Regions from separate parts of the Mus musculus genome. Here region 2 is linked to region 1. Evidence: chromatin contacts called from ENCODE Hi-C or POLR2A ChIA-PET data. All regions are on one chromosome and are shown on one strand. Each heading gives the region's core, a stretch centred on a gene start or an enhancer-like site at or near the end of the contact. The rest is flanking DNA. Distances are from core to core; before and after follow the strand shown.

Evidence for each region. Hi-C counts contacts between places; a loop is a spot of excess contacts on that map. ChIA-PET counts read pairs that join two places held with the same protein, here RNA polymerase II (POLR2A).
Region 2: a map of gastrocnemius shows a loop between it and region 1 (5-fold over the local background). The contact joins the enhancer-like site here to the promoter of Ppp1r3c in region 1. A Hi-C loop is called at or near these places in 3 of 37 maps with a recorded cell type or tissue (T-helper 2 cell and gastrocnemius). POLR2A ChIA-PET finds 5 or more read pairs at or near these places in 2 of 5 experiments (both embryonic stem cell).

Annotation. Positions count from the first base shown.
Region 1 is chr19:36,734,764-36,742,014 of GRCm38, forward strand. It overlaps Ppp1r3c (protein phosphatase 1, regulatory subunit 3C), which reads right to left and starts at 1,841. Exons shown (of 2, transcript NM_016854.2): 1 at 1,790-1,841. The coding sequence starts at 1,803.
Region 2 is chr19:36,770,295-36,778,144 of GRCm38, forward strand. No RefSeq gene overlaps it. Among named protein-coding and RNA genes, the nearest start is that of Ppp1r3c, 38 kb to the left of the region's middle. Within about 2 kb of position 3,955, at least 1 of the 3 ENCODE cell types and tissues checked has a DNase peak (open chromatin) inside an H3K27ac peak, as active enhancers do; it is gastrocnemius, where a contact is called at or near this core.

The DNA.
Region 1 (7,251 bases), core at 591-3,090:
CATGGAGCCAGAAAGGTAAATATGTTCTTAAAGCTTCCCCCAAAAGAGTCCATTGGCCAGACAGCTTCTTCCATTATCACAGTCCCAGCCTCTCGCTCCCTCTGGCTGCTGTTTCCTATTTTGGCTCTCGAACCGGTTTTACTTCTCAGGAGAAGTAATCCACTTGGGAAACAATAAATGAAGCAATTCTTAAAATGTCATGCTGTCCTTAGAGTGACAGTAGGTGACGCTTGTTAAAAGAAAGAATGACTTTTTCATTTTATCACAGTCATCCTCATTTTTTCACAAATGACCAACTGCAACACCAGCCAACATCTCACAGACTAAAGGAAAAACTTTAAACAATCTACAGTTCATATAGAAAGATGCCCATGACAGGTCCAACTATAAAGGGAATAGCTACCTGCAGGGATAACAGACTTGTTCATTCTGACCAGTAATAACCACTTTACTATAGCTCTGTCTTGTAGCCTGCAGTGTACATTATATATACACAACATAAAGTAGTTTTAAAAACTGATAACCAGAAAATGAGCTGTTTTAAAATACACTGAAGATATATGAATTTATAAATACTGAAAACTACAAAGGAAAACACTAAGATGTTCATTATCTTTGACTGATGGAATTATAGCATCTACTGGTTTGGGCTTCTATGATGTTTCCTGTTGTTGAGCAGGTCCTATTTACAAGTAGGAAGGCAATAACAATAGTTTGCATCAAACAAAGAACCATCCATCAAGACTTTTCTGGCCTTTCTTTCCCTTGAACCACACTATAATTCCACACTTACAGAATTAGGTTTTTCCTCTCCAATGTCAGCCTTATAAATCAAAGAAACATGAAATACAGTAGGTGCCATTTTGGAGTCTGGGGCTTTATTAATTATTTATTCTTTAACAGTTTATATATGTATATAACATATTTTGATCATAAATATAGTCTGGCTTGAAGAATTCTCTTCATACCAGTGCTAAGCACAGCACCCTGTATATGGTCATCATCACAAAGTGGCCTGTAAAGAATGTATACTGAACTCACTTTAATAGCTCTAGGGTTTTTCTGAGAGGATTACAAACTTCCAGCAACAAAACCTCAAAGTCTATTTGTCTCACAACCATTAAGAGGCAGGATTTGGGGAGGGAGAATTCTTGGACTAAGTTACAACTGGAGATGCAACATTTCGTGAGATGGTCTTGGTTGCCTGGTTGATGGAGCTGTTGTTCGTTTTTTATTGGTTGAGCTGTTCTTGTTTTTCTTTTTGTTTTAGTTTTTTTGGTTTTTTTCCTTTTTTACTCCTGCATTTATAGAAAGTTTTAGTAGTGGGCTATTTCCCTGGAATTCTAAGTCCTGGCCAAGAGTTAAAAATAATAGCTTGCTCAAACTCTAAGACTGCATTTTCTATGACAAACCAGGAGAGGGGAAGTGGGGAAAGAAGAAATGCAAAATCCTCTACCTTTTGCCACAGGCTAAACTACCTCATCAATAAAACTAAGCTGCACCCAAGTGTTTGGGTCTTTGAGCTCAAAGGCAACAGAGTCACTTCAGCAAAGGAATCCCAGCTAAAACTGACTCACTAAGGCAGTTTCTACTGTGAGATGTAGATTCCCAAAACAGGCGCTAAGAAATACAACTCAAATTCCATCCCTTCAAAGCCTCCGGGACGATTCAACTCAGCCATCAACCTGGGAGTCTCCCATCTGCAGAGAAGACAAAACCACAAAAGCCCCCAAAGTCCCCGCAGCTGCAGGCTCCCCTCCATTCGGGCGCAGAGTTGCACTGAACCTACCTGGTGCAGCTCATTGGACCGAGAGGCAGCGGCGACCGCGACAACCGCACCCTGAGCAACTTCGCACTCAGTACTTAAGAGGATGCAGCGCCGCGGTCCAGCCGGCCGACTGACCGCAGGCAACCGGGAGGCAGCTTATCAAAGCCAGATCACGTGAACCGGTCCCTCCGACCAATCAAAGGCCGTGCGCCCTGACCAACCACTGTGCAGCTGGGGCACGAGCCCCTGCCCCTGGAACGTGATCACCGCGGGGCTGGATGTGACCAGAGCGTGCTGGAAGGCGGCCGTAGAGTCCCTGAGCCCTGGGCCAGCGGGATCCAGCCGTGTTCCCGGAGCCTGGCGTGCAGCACGTAGCTCACGGCTCGCAGCTGGCCTTCTGCAGCTTGTGCGAGCCTGGCGGGGTCTTCTATGGAAACGCGTAGGTCTGTGCAGAGTTGAATCTGAGCTCAGAAAGTTGTGGCTCCGCCCGGTGTCTGTGTTATTTGAAATGCTTGTGATGCTCCTTGCTTTGTGTCCAAGCACCTTGGCCCAAGCAAAGAGAAGTTGGCTGGCTCTTCTTCCTCCACAAATAAAGTCACACAGCCACTCAAATGTTAAGAAAACACGTGAGCCCATGAAACGAAGTGGCCGTGTGTGTGTGTGTGTGTGTGTGTGTGTGTGTGTGTGTTTCCCTCTGAAGACAGAGGCAGAGAGGGCCAGTCTGTACAGCCTAGCGAGACTCTGCCTCTGAATAAGCAAATGGAGACTATGTGCTGACCTATTCAGTTCTCTGCTTGGGAGAGAGAACTATAGGCCAACATGAAGTTACTGTCCTTGCTCATTGTCACCAATTGCAGCAGACAGCCCAAATCCCTAGACTGAGTTATGACATCCTTAGGCAGAGGTCAAAATCACAGTTGATTTCATGCCCTACCCACCCAGCGGCTTTCGCTGAGATTTCTTTCTTTTCTTCTGTGCACATAACCAACACAAAGCAAAACTAAAATAAATATTTTTTAAAGAAACGTCTACTGAACATCACAGAGGAAAAAACTTGATAATTGGACTTTTAAAAACTAAAAAGTTCGACCGGGTGTGGTGGTGCATGCCTTTAATCCCAGCACTCTGAAGGCAAGAGTCTGGAGGATCTCTGTGAGTTCGAAGCCAGCCTGATCTACAGGATGAGTTTCAGTAGTTACACAGAGAAACCCTGTTGGGGGGAGAGAGAGCAAGGCGCGCGCACGCGCAGGGGCGGGGGGAGGCATATCTGTTAATCAAATATAAAATTGTTTTCTTCTTTTGTTTTTTGTTCTTCCCCCTTTCCTTTCCTCCCTCCGAACATTCCTACGTTCCTTGGTCTCTTTCAAATTCATGGCCCTTTTTCCCCCTACTTGTTGTTCTATGCGTATGAATACTGATTATTTTTACAAAGTCCATGACCTAGCTCTGCTTGGCTATCTAGAAGCCAATTAGAATGTGCAAAAAATTCCTCTGTCATGTAACTGTCAGACTCAAGAATTGTTACAATGGAGTAAAGAATAAGAACCATGCTATGGGGCTGGAGAACGGCTCAGAGGGTAGGAGTCCCTTGCTCTTCTTTCCACAGACCAGAGAGCAGGTCGTACCACCCAGCTCAGGCGCTCATACACAGCCTGGAACTCCAGCTTCAGGGGCTCTACCGCCCTCCTCTGGCTTTTGCAGGACCTGCACACATGTGCACATAACCAACACAAAGTAAAACTAAAATAAATATTTTTTTAAAGAAACGTCTACTGAACATCACAGAGGAAGAAACTTGATAATTGGACTTTTTAAAGATTTATTTTTATATTAGACATATGAGTGTTTTTTACCCCTCTGTATGTATGCATACCACATACATGTAGTGCCCTCAGAGGTCAGAGGTGGGCACTGGATACCCTGTCATTGGTTGTAAGCCACCACGTGGGTGCTGGGAACCAAACCCTGGTCCTCTACCAAGGGTAACAAGTGCTCTTAGCCGCTGGACCATCCCTCTCTCTCCCTCTCTCTCTCTTGGGCTTTACTTCTGAATAAAGCACCTGACCAACAGCAGAACTAACGCCCCTCTCAAGATGGCCAAGACCACGTGAAAGGCCAATGTTTAGGGTTTTAATCCTCACCTGAACCCAGGCAAGTTCTAGCCTCAGATTCCTGTTGTGCAATATGGAGATGGTAAATTTGCTTTGAGGAATAAACTTGTGTGTATCAGCAACATCCCACGTTAGAGCTCAGTTCAATACTCGATCCTCCTGTGCTCATTTCTACTCTCACCTCAGCAAAGTTAGTACCTGAGAGAAGCAGCAGTCACCACCATGCATGGCTCATTGAGTCTTATCATGGGCCAAGCATGCGCACCATGTCATCTGTTAAATACTTACAGCATCCTACATGGAACTGCCTGTCATAAATACCATCTTAGATAAAGGAAAACCATTAGGAGATCAAGAAACCTGGCCGGGACCTTCCAAGTAGAGTTGTGGCTCTCTGGGATCAGAACCTGCATGCAGGATAACTGCCGTCTGCCCCATTCTGGCTTCCTTTCATTAATGGTCAGTTACAAGGATAAAGACAGGAGGCGCCTTGTGTATTGTTGGCTTCAAACACTTTGTGTTTCACAGTTGATAAATCTAAACCCCGAGGAGGAAGCAGAGCTGGTAGCCAAGGGCTGGTTAGGTCAGAGCCAAAACTAGAATCTTGGATAGGCCTTTTCTCTACGCAAACCGTATATGCTGAGATAAAGGGTGACTATTACCAGCTAAAGCTATGAAACAGCACACTGTAAGAACAATGCAGTTTGATTCTACTTAGGAGGGAAAGATATGCAGGGACAGGCTCTAGAATATTCTTCACCAAAATGTTAGTGCTTACTAGGGGATGGTGACAGTACTCGTGGTAAAATGTTTTTGTTTTGCTTCTTCGTGGTTTTTGGAGATTGTTGTTGTTGTTGTTTTGGTTCGTTTTGGTTTGGTTTTTTGGGTTCCACACACACACACACACACACAATGAACACAGAAGGCTTCTGTAATTAACAAATAAATTTGAAAAGGTTTTCAAGCTTTCAGATTCAAGTAATTCAGAGAGACTCTTAGCTGGGTGCCAAGAACCACGTTGGAAGCTTTTTAAATGTTCTCAGGCTGCCCCCACCCCTCCCCATCCCAGCCCCACCACCGTCCTAGAAAAGCTGTATTGACTCTGCTTACGCTCCTGCCCCCTGGTGTTGATTAATGCTGCCAAAACAGATTTCTATTTCAACTTCAAGAGGACTTTTTAAACAGAAAACAGTATTCTTTCCTACAAGAAGTCAAGGTAACCTGTAAGCTTAATAGTCCAAGCCTCTCCTTCAGGCTCCTAGCTGGTTTTTACTGCCTTTCATTACAGGATTGAAGGTACTGGAAAGGAATCAGTGTTTTTTCCTTGGGTGTTGCGTCAATGAAGATGGACTAAACCAGAAGTTATGAAGAATTTTATTGTTTGTGGGCTCTATCCAAGTGTGGCTTGGCAGCACTCAAACGTTGCTTTGTCTTACTCGTCTTCCCATAATAAATCTATCAACCAGGGCTCGTTAATTGGTGCATGGTGTCCAGCATCATGCTTGAGGTTACCTGGAGTCATAAGCCATAGCCCTTTACCCTTGAGACTATTCTAGATATTTCTTTTATTTTAGGCTCAAAAAGTACCCCACAGATGAGGGGCTGCTGGCTGTGTGGTTTACACAGTGGGGTTGTCCAAGCATTTGCTCAGTATCTCACCTGGAGGCTGGACTCCTTTTGTGGGAAATTCACCCTGGGGTCCCCCAGTTACCAACTCATTTTCTTTTTCTTTCTTTCTTTGTTACTTTCTTTCTTCCTGTGTACATAAGCATTTTCACACATGTGTGTGATATGTATGTGTGTGTACATGTTCACGTTTGTGCACGTGTGTAAGAGTATACATGTAGATGTAAATGTCCCACGAACATTTCCCACAGATGTTCCAACAGATGTGCTGCAGGACAACTCCCCAACAATGGGCAGCTGTGGACGGGAAGTCCAAGAATCTAGTAGTTGCTCAGTCCCACGAGGCTAGTTGTTTCAGCTGGTCTTCTGTAGAGGCTGGAATCCTGAGTAAGTAGGTTCCAACAGATGTCCTGGCAAGTAAGAGCAAGCAGGTGAATAAGAGTGAGTCTTCCTTCTTCCAATGTCCTTATGTAGGCCTCCAGCAGAAGATGTGGCCCAGACGTGTACCACCACATCTTGACCTGGGACTTGCTTTGTCCCAGGTTGACTCAGAGATCTCGCAGGTGAGCCCTCCGATTCTGGACTGTAGTTCATTCCAGATATAATCAAGTTGACAACCAGGAATGACCATTACAAAAGGGGTCATTTACTCTTCTTGATGGTGTCTCTGTAGTCACGGAAGGCTGAAGGTGGATAAAAGTGTTGAGTTACAGGGGGCCTGAAAAGTAACAGCTGAATCATGCTGAAGGACGTTTAAATGTCACTACAACATTTAAATGTCACTACAAGTGAGTGAGTCCATGTGTGTATATGTGAGTGCACATATGTGAGCATGAGTATACATGTACACGTGTGCATATGAGTGTGACTATGTATGACTGTGTGTGACTATGTGTGTAACTGTCTGTGTGTGTGTGACTGTGTGTATGACTCTGTGTCTATGACTGTGTGTATGTGCATGTGGGTGTGGGTGTGACTCTGGGTGTGTGACTCTGTGTGTGTGTGTGCATATGTGTGTGAATGTGTGTAACTGTCCCTGTGACTGCCTGTGTGACTGTGTGTGTTACTGTGTGTGACTTTGTATGTGTGTGTGACTCTGTGTGGTGTGTGTGTGTGTGTGTGTGTGTGTGTGTGGCTCTGGGTGTGTGAGTGTGTGTATATGTGCATATGAGTGTGTGTGACTATGTATGTGACTGTCTGTGTTAGTATGTGACTGTGTGTGTGTGACTGTGTATGACTCTGTGTATATGAGTGTGTGTAACTGTGTGACTCTGTGTGTATGACTGCATTGTGACTCTGTGTGTGTGTGTGTGTGTGTGTGTGTGTGTGTACAACCTGACACCTGAGTAGAGGTCAGAGGATACATGCAGGAGTTGGTCCTCTGCTATTTAGGTTGTAAGAATCAAACTCATGGCCTCGGGCCTGGAAGCAGGTGCTTTACCCACTGAACCATCTTGCCTGCCCTTTAAAGATTTTAATGTGACCACCTGGGAGATGAAGAGGGAAAGAGTTCTTCAAGAAAAAGAACAGATCAAATCCCAGCAACCACAGGGTGGCTCACAACCATCTGTAATGAGATCTGATGCCCTCTTCTGGTGTGTCTGAAGACAACTACTACAGCGTACTTACATATAATAAATAAATAAATCTTAAAAAAAAAAAAAGAAGAACAGAAATTAGAAAAAATATACCTGGATTCACAGGAAATATCAGAAGAAAAATCAAAGTGATTTTCTAAAATATTCA
Region 2 (7,850 bases), core at 2,705-5,204, 38 kb after region 1:
ATTTCAGACTTACTAACTGATGTCTAGTATAAGATTTCTTATGGGGGGGATAAAGTTCCTTCGTTTAAAAACTATTGTTTGGAAATCATGTTTTCAATATTTTTCCCCTTTTTGTTGGATATTTTCTTTATTTACATTTCAAATGTTATCCCCTTTCCCGGTTCCCCCAACCCAAACCTTCTATTCCCCCTTCCCCTGCTTCTGTAAGAGTGTTCCCCGACCCACCCACCCACTCCCACCTTTTCGACCTGGCATTCCCCTACACTGGGGCATAGAGCCTTCACAAGACCTCCCATTGATGCCCAACAAGGCCATCCTCTGCTACATATGCAGCTGAAGCCATGGATCCCACCATGTGTACTCTTTGCTTGATGGTTTAGTCCCTGGGAGCTCTGGGGGTTCTGGTTGATTGACATTGTTGTTCTTCCTATGGGGTTGCAATTTTTTTTTTAGAATTGTGTATGGAGTCATGACAAGAGCCATGTAGGAAAGGCTATGACAAGCAAGTGATGTTTCTAGAGATGACCCACAGTTTTGCATGGCTTCAGTGGGTGCACTCTGAGAGGGATGGATCCCAGAGACTTCATGCCAAGATGGCTTCTTGCTGTTGCTCTGCCTCTCCTGCCATTATTACAGCCTAATGATTCCTGGGCATCTGCCCACCCTATTGGGCAAATTTCCTGAGGATCAATATGAAGTTATACTTTCATGTAATAATACAGTTTAGATGAATTAGTGATTTTATAATTCCTGATAATGATTTATAGAACTCCTGAATTTATTCAAGTAATTTTAAGCCCCATGTAGAATAAAAAACTGCAAAAACAAGTTCTGTGTCTGCTCTAGGAAAAGAATACAGGTTTGGAAAAATTTACAATCAAGGGAAACACTCCTTCTGGGTTAGGAATAAGGCCACCAATCTCATAAACTGGGTCATAAACTGGGGATGGACACCTTATTGTAGGTGAAAAGACAGAAAATAAGTGATTCACTAGTTTATCTTTACAAGACTTCAAAATAAGACGTAAGGCCGATCATTGTCTCTTGACAAAACCTTGCTAACTTATGACATAAACTATTGCTTTAAACTTATAATGAACTTGTGGAGCTAGGAAATAGATAAGGAATATTTAAACTGGTACTGGTCTTCATGAAAAGACATGTAAACAATTTCTGCTGTAACTCCTTAAACCTTACCAGCCTATGACGTGAACTATTGCTTTAAACTTACTATGAACTTACGGGATGTAAAAGTGTTTAGAAAACCATGTAACCAATGATCCTGCTGTAAGAGTTCTACCTGATAAATGCTATGACGTAATCTTTATCTGCAAAGGTATAAACACTGAAAACAATAATAAAGTGGCACTGCTTCAGCCAGTGTAGTGTGTGTGTGTGTGTGTGTGTGTGTGTGTGTGTGTGTGTGTGTGTGTGTCTGACTTTCTTTTCTTTTCTCTCTGACTCACAGTTAACAAACTCTGAGCTTCTCTCCTGTATGAGCCACTTACCTTGCTAGCCCTGAGTTAAAGAGTAAAGAGCCCACATAACTAAGTTTCTTTTCTTCATCCCTGCTGCTATCAAGAGGAGTCAAGTTCCATGAGCCACCAGCTTTTGGCCTCAGAATAGCAAAAGAGAATCCAATAGCCAGAAGCCATCAGCTTCTTGCCTTCCTGGACTCTGTGCCCCACCTCAGGACCTGGGTGTCAAGCCCTGGACCTTGACAGAGTAGAATTACTTAAAAGGTCATTTATGGGACTAGAGAGATAGCTCAATGCTTAGGAGCACTGGATGTTCTTCTAGAAGACTGGGGTTAAGTTCCCTACACCCACATGGTAGCTCACAACTACTTATTATTCTAGGTCCAGGGGATCTGACAGCAGCTTCTGATCTCTGTTGGCATCAGGTACACACATAGTGCACACAGGTTGACAAAACAACTATATACAAAAATTTAATTTTACAAAGAGCAAGAAGGCTCATCTGGTAAAGGCATCTGCCACCAACCTGAGCTAGAGCCCCAGGACCCGCAATAAAGAAAGGTAGAATTTACACCTACAAAGTTTTCCTCTGGCCTCTGATAGTTCCTTGCCATGTGTGCTCACTCACGCATACAAATACACACAGACACACACAGACACACACACTAGATAGATAGATAGATAGATAGATAGATAGATAGATAGATAGATGCAATAATAATTTAAGTCTTTACCAAAATTCTTAATAAAATTGTTAAATATTTTTATCCCTCTCTGATAAAATTTGAGAATTTCAAAGCCAATAGCCTGTGCCCACCAGCCTGGGTGCCCAGAGTTGAATAACTTTCATCCCTTCCTTTCTTTCCCATCCAATGGAAAGTCAGGTTCATTGTCTAATCTAAGACACAAGAAATCCAGGCATGATGAGAGAGCACTCTGAAGTCACCACAAGCTGAGGCTAACCTGAACTACAGAGGCATTCCAGGTCAGGCAGGGCCTCCATTGTGAAATCTTGTCTTAGAAGGTCAAAGACTAAAACAAGACAAGACACTGATTCAAGGGGTAACTTAGTTAGTATGGTGCTTGCCAAGTAAGCAGAGGACCTTATTCTGATCCCCAGAATCCAAGTGAAAACTCGGGCATAGTGACATAGCCTTGTAATCCCAGCACTTGAGAGGCAGGCACAGGTGAATTCCCAGGGTTCACTGGTGATTAAAAAAAAAAAGTTAAACAAACTAGACAACAAGGTGAATGGCTGCTGAGATACAATAGCCAAGGTTGTCCTTTGTCCTTCACATGGACACATATGTATGCATGCACCCCCATTTCCTCACCCCCCCCCACACACACACAAGAAAATTAGATACATTGAGTGCTTAAACAAGCAACTGGCAAGGGTAACTTCTTCTTGCAGGAAGAGAAACTAGAAAAACAATTGCCCTGGAAATAACTCAGTCAGTGAGCATCCTATGCCCAACCCCACCAGATATAAATAGTGTGCACTCAATGATGCACACCGGTGCCCCCAGAATGCTTTGATAAAGATCTCCTCATAGTCATCATAATGACTTGATGTTTTGCTGAAAACAAGCCTCCTCCTCCCGTTTGCGAATCATGCCTAGAAGCCACACAAGGTGCTGGGTGCTGCTTCCTCTGCTGCTAGGTGCAGACAAGGCAGAGACTTTGCAGTCATGCTACAAAGCAGCACAAGCCCAGAAGCACCGAGTGACTGTTCCCGCACCTGTATGTTGTGTCTGCCACCTCACCATTGCTGGGCAAGAGACAATTAGTGGCCCTAAAATAAGGCCAACATTGGGTAGGATGCAAAATGAGTTTCTAATATCAAGACATTTGGTACCATTATCTGAATTCTGGCCCAGGGTAACAGGCAAGGCTCCCACAAAGCTCCCTGTGGCTTCAAAGCAGGACATCCTACCTGCCTGCACCCTGGCTTCTAGATATCCAGCTCCCATGGCACTTTTAGGCCATTCATCCTAAACCCCAAGGTCTTGCTAGGGCAGCAGCAGGGAAGTATTAGATGACACGTGAAGTTGGTAAGGTATGCAGGTGGTAAGCGCACATCACCCACAGATTGGGTGGTGACACTCACAACTATATTTAGGAGCGAGATTAGCACAACCCTCCATGGGTACGGTGAGTGCTGGTACATAGGTTCATGTCATTGTGCCAGGGAGAAGGAAACTATTGGCAACGTGTGCCATGCCAGCTGAAAACACAGTCACATAGGGAAACATAATCTGAAATTTAAAGAGAAAGGGAAAGCTAAGCCCTTGGTCAGCCAAATGGCTCTTGGTCAGTCAAATGGCTCATTGATTAGAGATAGATAGCATCCTGTGTGTCTGAAGCTCACTCGGTTATCAGCATGGAAGCTGAGGCACCAACCTAGTCCTGAAGCTGAGTGTGGGACACTGGGTGCTAGGAAGAGCCTCTCCTGTGGGCAGAAGGTTTTCAGTGGAGACATACTGTCTCACAGAGACTGCCAAGGCACCATCTGGTCTGGCCATGAGTTGGCAGGTCCTTTTAGTTAGAAATGTTTAGTTATCTGCAGAAGAAGCCTCGTATATAGCTGACACGGGTAAGACATGTGACATTCAAGATCAAAACTTAAATAAGCCCCACACTACCAGCAGAGGAGCACTTGGAGCCCACTGAAAAGAGTCACAGAGGTGAGAGAGTAGTGACTCTTGCATGGTGAACGATGCTTGTCATAAGGTTTTACTGCTGTGAACAGACACCATGACCAAGGCAAGTCTTATAAAGGACAACATTTCATTGAGGCTGGCTTACAAGGTCACAGGTTCAGTCCATTATACTCAAGGCAGGAACATGGCAGCATCCAGGCAGGCATGGTACAAGAAAAGCTGAGAGCTCTACATCCTCATCTGAAAGCTGCTAAGAGATTGCTGGCTTCCAGGCAGCTAGGATGAAGGTGAGGGTCTTAAAGCCCACACCCACAGTACCACACCTATTCCAAAAGGGCCACACCTTCTAATAGTGCCACTCTCTGGGCCAAGCTTATACAAACCATCACAATGCTCTAAGAATCAACGCTCTTTCTTGAGATATATTTAATTTCACAAAATCCAATGAGGAAGTACCATGGTGCCCATTTTATTGATTAGAAACCGAAGCACAGAAGCATGTGTAGCCATCAAAGATCACGCAACTGACTAAGCCTGGACCAGGATTTGAACCCAAGTGTCTAGGTACAGACTTAGCTACATGCTATGCAGTAATTGTTTTTGTAAACAATAAATTAATAAAAAACCAAACACGAGCCGGGCGTGGTGGCACATGCCTTTAATCCCTGCACTTGGGAGGCAGAAGCAGGTGGATTTCTGAGTTCGAGGCCAGCCTGGTCTACAGAGTGAGTTCCAGGACAGCCAAGGCTACACAGAGAAACCCTGTCTCGAAAAACCAAAAAAAAAAAAAAAAAAAAATTGCAATTTTACAAACTAACACAGGATCAAAATCTTCAAAAATCTTTCTTTTTTATTCTTCTAATGACTTGTTTTTTTGTATTTTACATGCCTTGGTGTTTTGCCTGCATGTATGTCTGCACAGTGATGTCAGGTCCCCTGGAAGTAGTATTACAGACAGTAGTGAACTGCCATGTGGGTGCTGGGAATTAAACCTGAATCCTCTGGAAGAATAGATAGTGCTCTTAATCACTGAACCATCTCTCCAGCCCAAAGCCTTTCTTTAATATTCCCCGAGGGAAACTAGACTCTGCCTTTCTTTCTCATAAGAACCGCTGGTCTAGGGATGAGGATTTTGGGACACTGTGAGCGAGTCTACTCTGGACTGCAGAAACACTGACCATGTCTCACTGACCGTGTCTGGCCCACATCTCAAGTTTCTCAAGGAGCAAGTGAGCTTCCTGACAACTGAGGCCGGAAGGCCTGCCAATGGAGAGGTGGCACGGGGCAGTGCCAGGCACCCGCACCTGCCAAGGCACTGGGAGATGTTGCCCAATGTCAGCACTAACTGACCTATAAAATGAAAAGAAGAATCTTAAGAGCTGGCGATCAAATAGGAAAGTCTATTAGAAATAGGATCCCAAGTGTGGCAGAGGGGAACATTGTGTACAAGTGACGTTAGATATATGGACAGAATTTTTTGCTCAAAACACACCTACTATGGTATATTATACATTAATATACATTAGTTTAGCCACTATGTGGAGGTTCCTCAAAAATCTAAAACTGTAATTACTATATGGTCCAGCTGGATATATATCCATGAGAATTAAAAGCAGCATTCAACACCCACGTGATATGTGGCTCTGTTCTCATTGGTCAGCCATGGAATCAGCTTAAGTGTCTAATAACAGACAAAGGCTGCATAATATGTAACACTGTGGAGCATAATTCAGCTGTACAGAGAAATGAAACTGTGGGATTTGTAGGAAAATAGATGGAACTGAAGATCACCGTGTTAAGCAAAACAAGCAGACTCAGAAACACACGGCTGCGTGCATTCTTTCATTTGGAGAATCTAGTTGGTTGGGGTTTTGTTTTTGTTTTTTTAAAGTCATGGAAAAAAAAAGATAGTAAACTCTCTGGGGTAGAAGAAGAGACCAAAAAGAAACAGGGTGGGAAGGGAGAGAATAGAGGGTAACTGAAGGGTGGATACACTCAAAATAGATCATACACGTGAGTGGAAATGTTGAAGGGATCAACTAATACTAATAGAAATATAAAACCACCTTCCATGGGGAAGGCATCATGACAGGAACTGTGGGAAAGGAGGTGACTCAGATACATCAAAGCCCAGCATGGGAGCAGCCAACACCCACAAGCACCCTGCAGTTCCACCCAGCAGTACAGTGTGGCTGGTAAAGCAGGCCACACCATGGACTGATGCAGTGGGAGCCTTAGGACAAGCTTATACTTTACACAGGGAGTTTGAGGAGCTACCATCTGCAGCCAGCCAATAAGGACAGTTATGTTGTCTTAGTGAATCCAAGGGAGCTGGACAAAGGACAAGCCAGCTGCAGGAACACGGGAGTCAAGGCAGGCCCCAGATGCCAGCCAATCCACTGCCATCCTTCTTTCAACAAACGCCAACTCCTTCAACAAACGCAACCACTATTCAGCATTATCCATAGGAACCCTATTGCTTACAGCTTCAAAGCCTACTTTTAATGATGGTTCTTAAATGCTTTAACCTCCCATCTAGCCCATCATCCATCAGAGGCAGTGGGAAAGAAAGAATATGGGGGAAATCGAACTGTCTAGAAATGATTCCTTGGAGCAAATCTCATCTGCATTGATTGTCAGGAAGTTAGCAGTTCAGTTCACAGGTCAGCAGCGGCAGCTCAATCCACTGGAAAGCACTTCAGGGATATAGCAGAAGTCCAGTTCAGTAGTGTCAGGATAGCAGCAGTGGTGGCGCGACCTAGCAGGAACAGCCAGGCCTCAACTGAGTTGGCACAAGTCAGCAGGAGGATTAGGACCGGCAGAGATGCCTCGAGTTCTTTGCCTTGCCTCTCTCCATGAAGACCAAGAAGCACTGCATAATATGTATCAAAAGATGGCCTAGTCAGCCATCACTGGAAAGAGAGGCCCATTGGACATGCAAACTGTATATGCTCCAGTACAGGGGAACGCCAGGGCCAAAAAAATGGGAATGGGTGGGTAGGGAAGTGGGGGGGAGGATATGGGGGACTTTTGGGATAGCATTGGAAATGTAATTGAGGAAAATATGTAATAAAAAATATTAAAGAAAAAAATGAGATTATGTAATATGACAGAACGTGGATGGAAAGAATTGGGGGCTCAGTCTGCATGTAGTTCCAGAACTAGCAGAGAAAATTACAAGCTACCAAGGAAGAGTGACTCCTGTATAAATAAGAGCAAACCAACAGTCCAGTTGTTGCATAGAACATACATATAATTTGTAAAAATTCCTTATTTAGGAAAAAATTAAGGTTGACTGGCATTCTGGGATATGTGTGTGTGTGTGTTATATTGTTATGACTAATTTTACTTAAACATGAAATTTTGAGCCTCAGCTGAGCTCATAACAAACCAAAATAAAAGGGAGGCGTTAGCTTGTGTCTGGCCTGTGAGCTCTGAGGCAGGTGAAAAAAAAAAAAAAAGAAGAAGAAGAAGAAGAAGCACTGCATAGCTAGCTTTACCAGCAGGCCCCTCATAGTCCCTTGAGTCCTATTTATCCTTCTTCCAAACATCACATGTCCTCCATGGGTTTTGCCTCAGCACGTGAGTCTGTCTTAGCAGAACTCCATGTAAATCTGTATCCGTTGACATCACTCTGCCAGTCGGCCTGAATCTGCGGAAGCAGCAAGGAACTGCAGCACACCACCAGAAGATTTTTTGGTGCATTTCT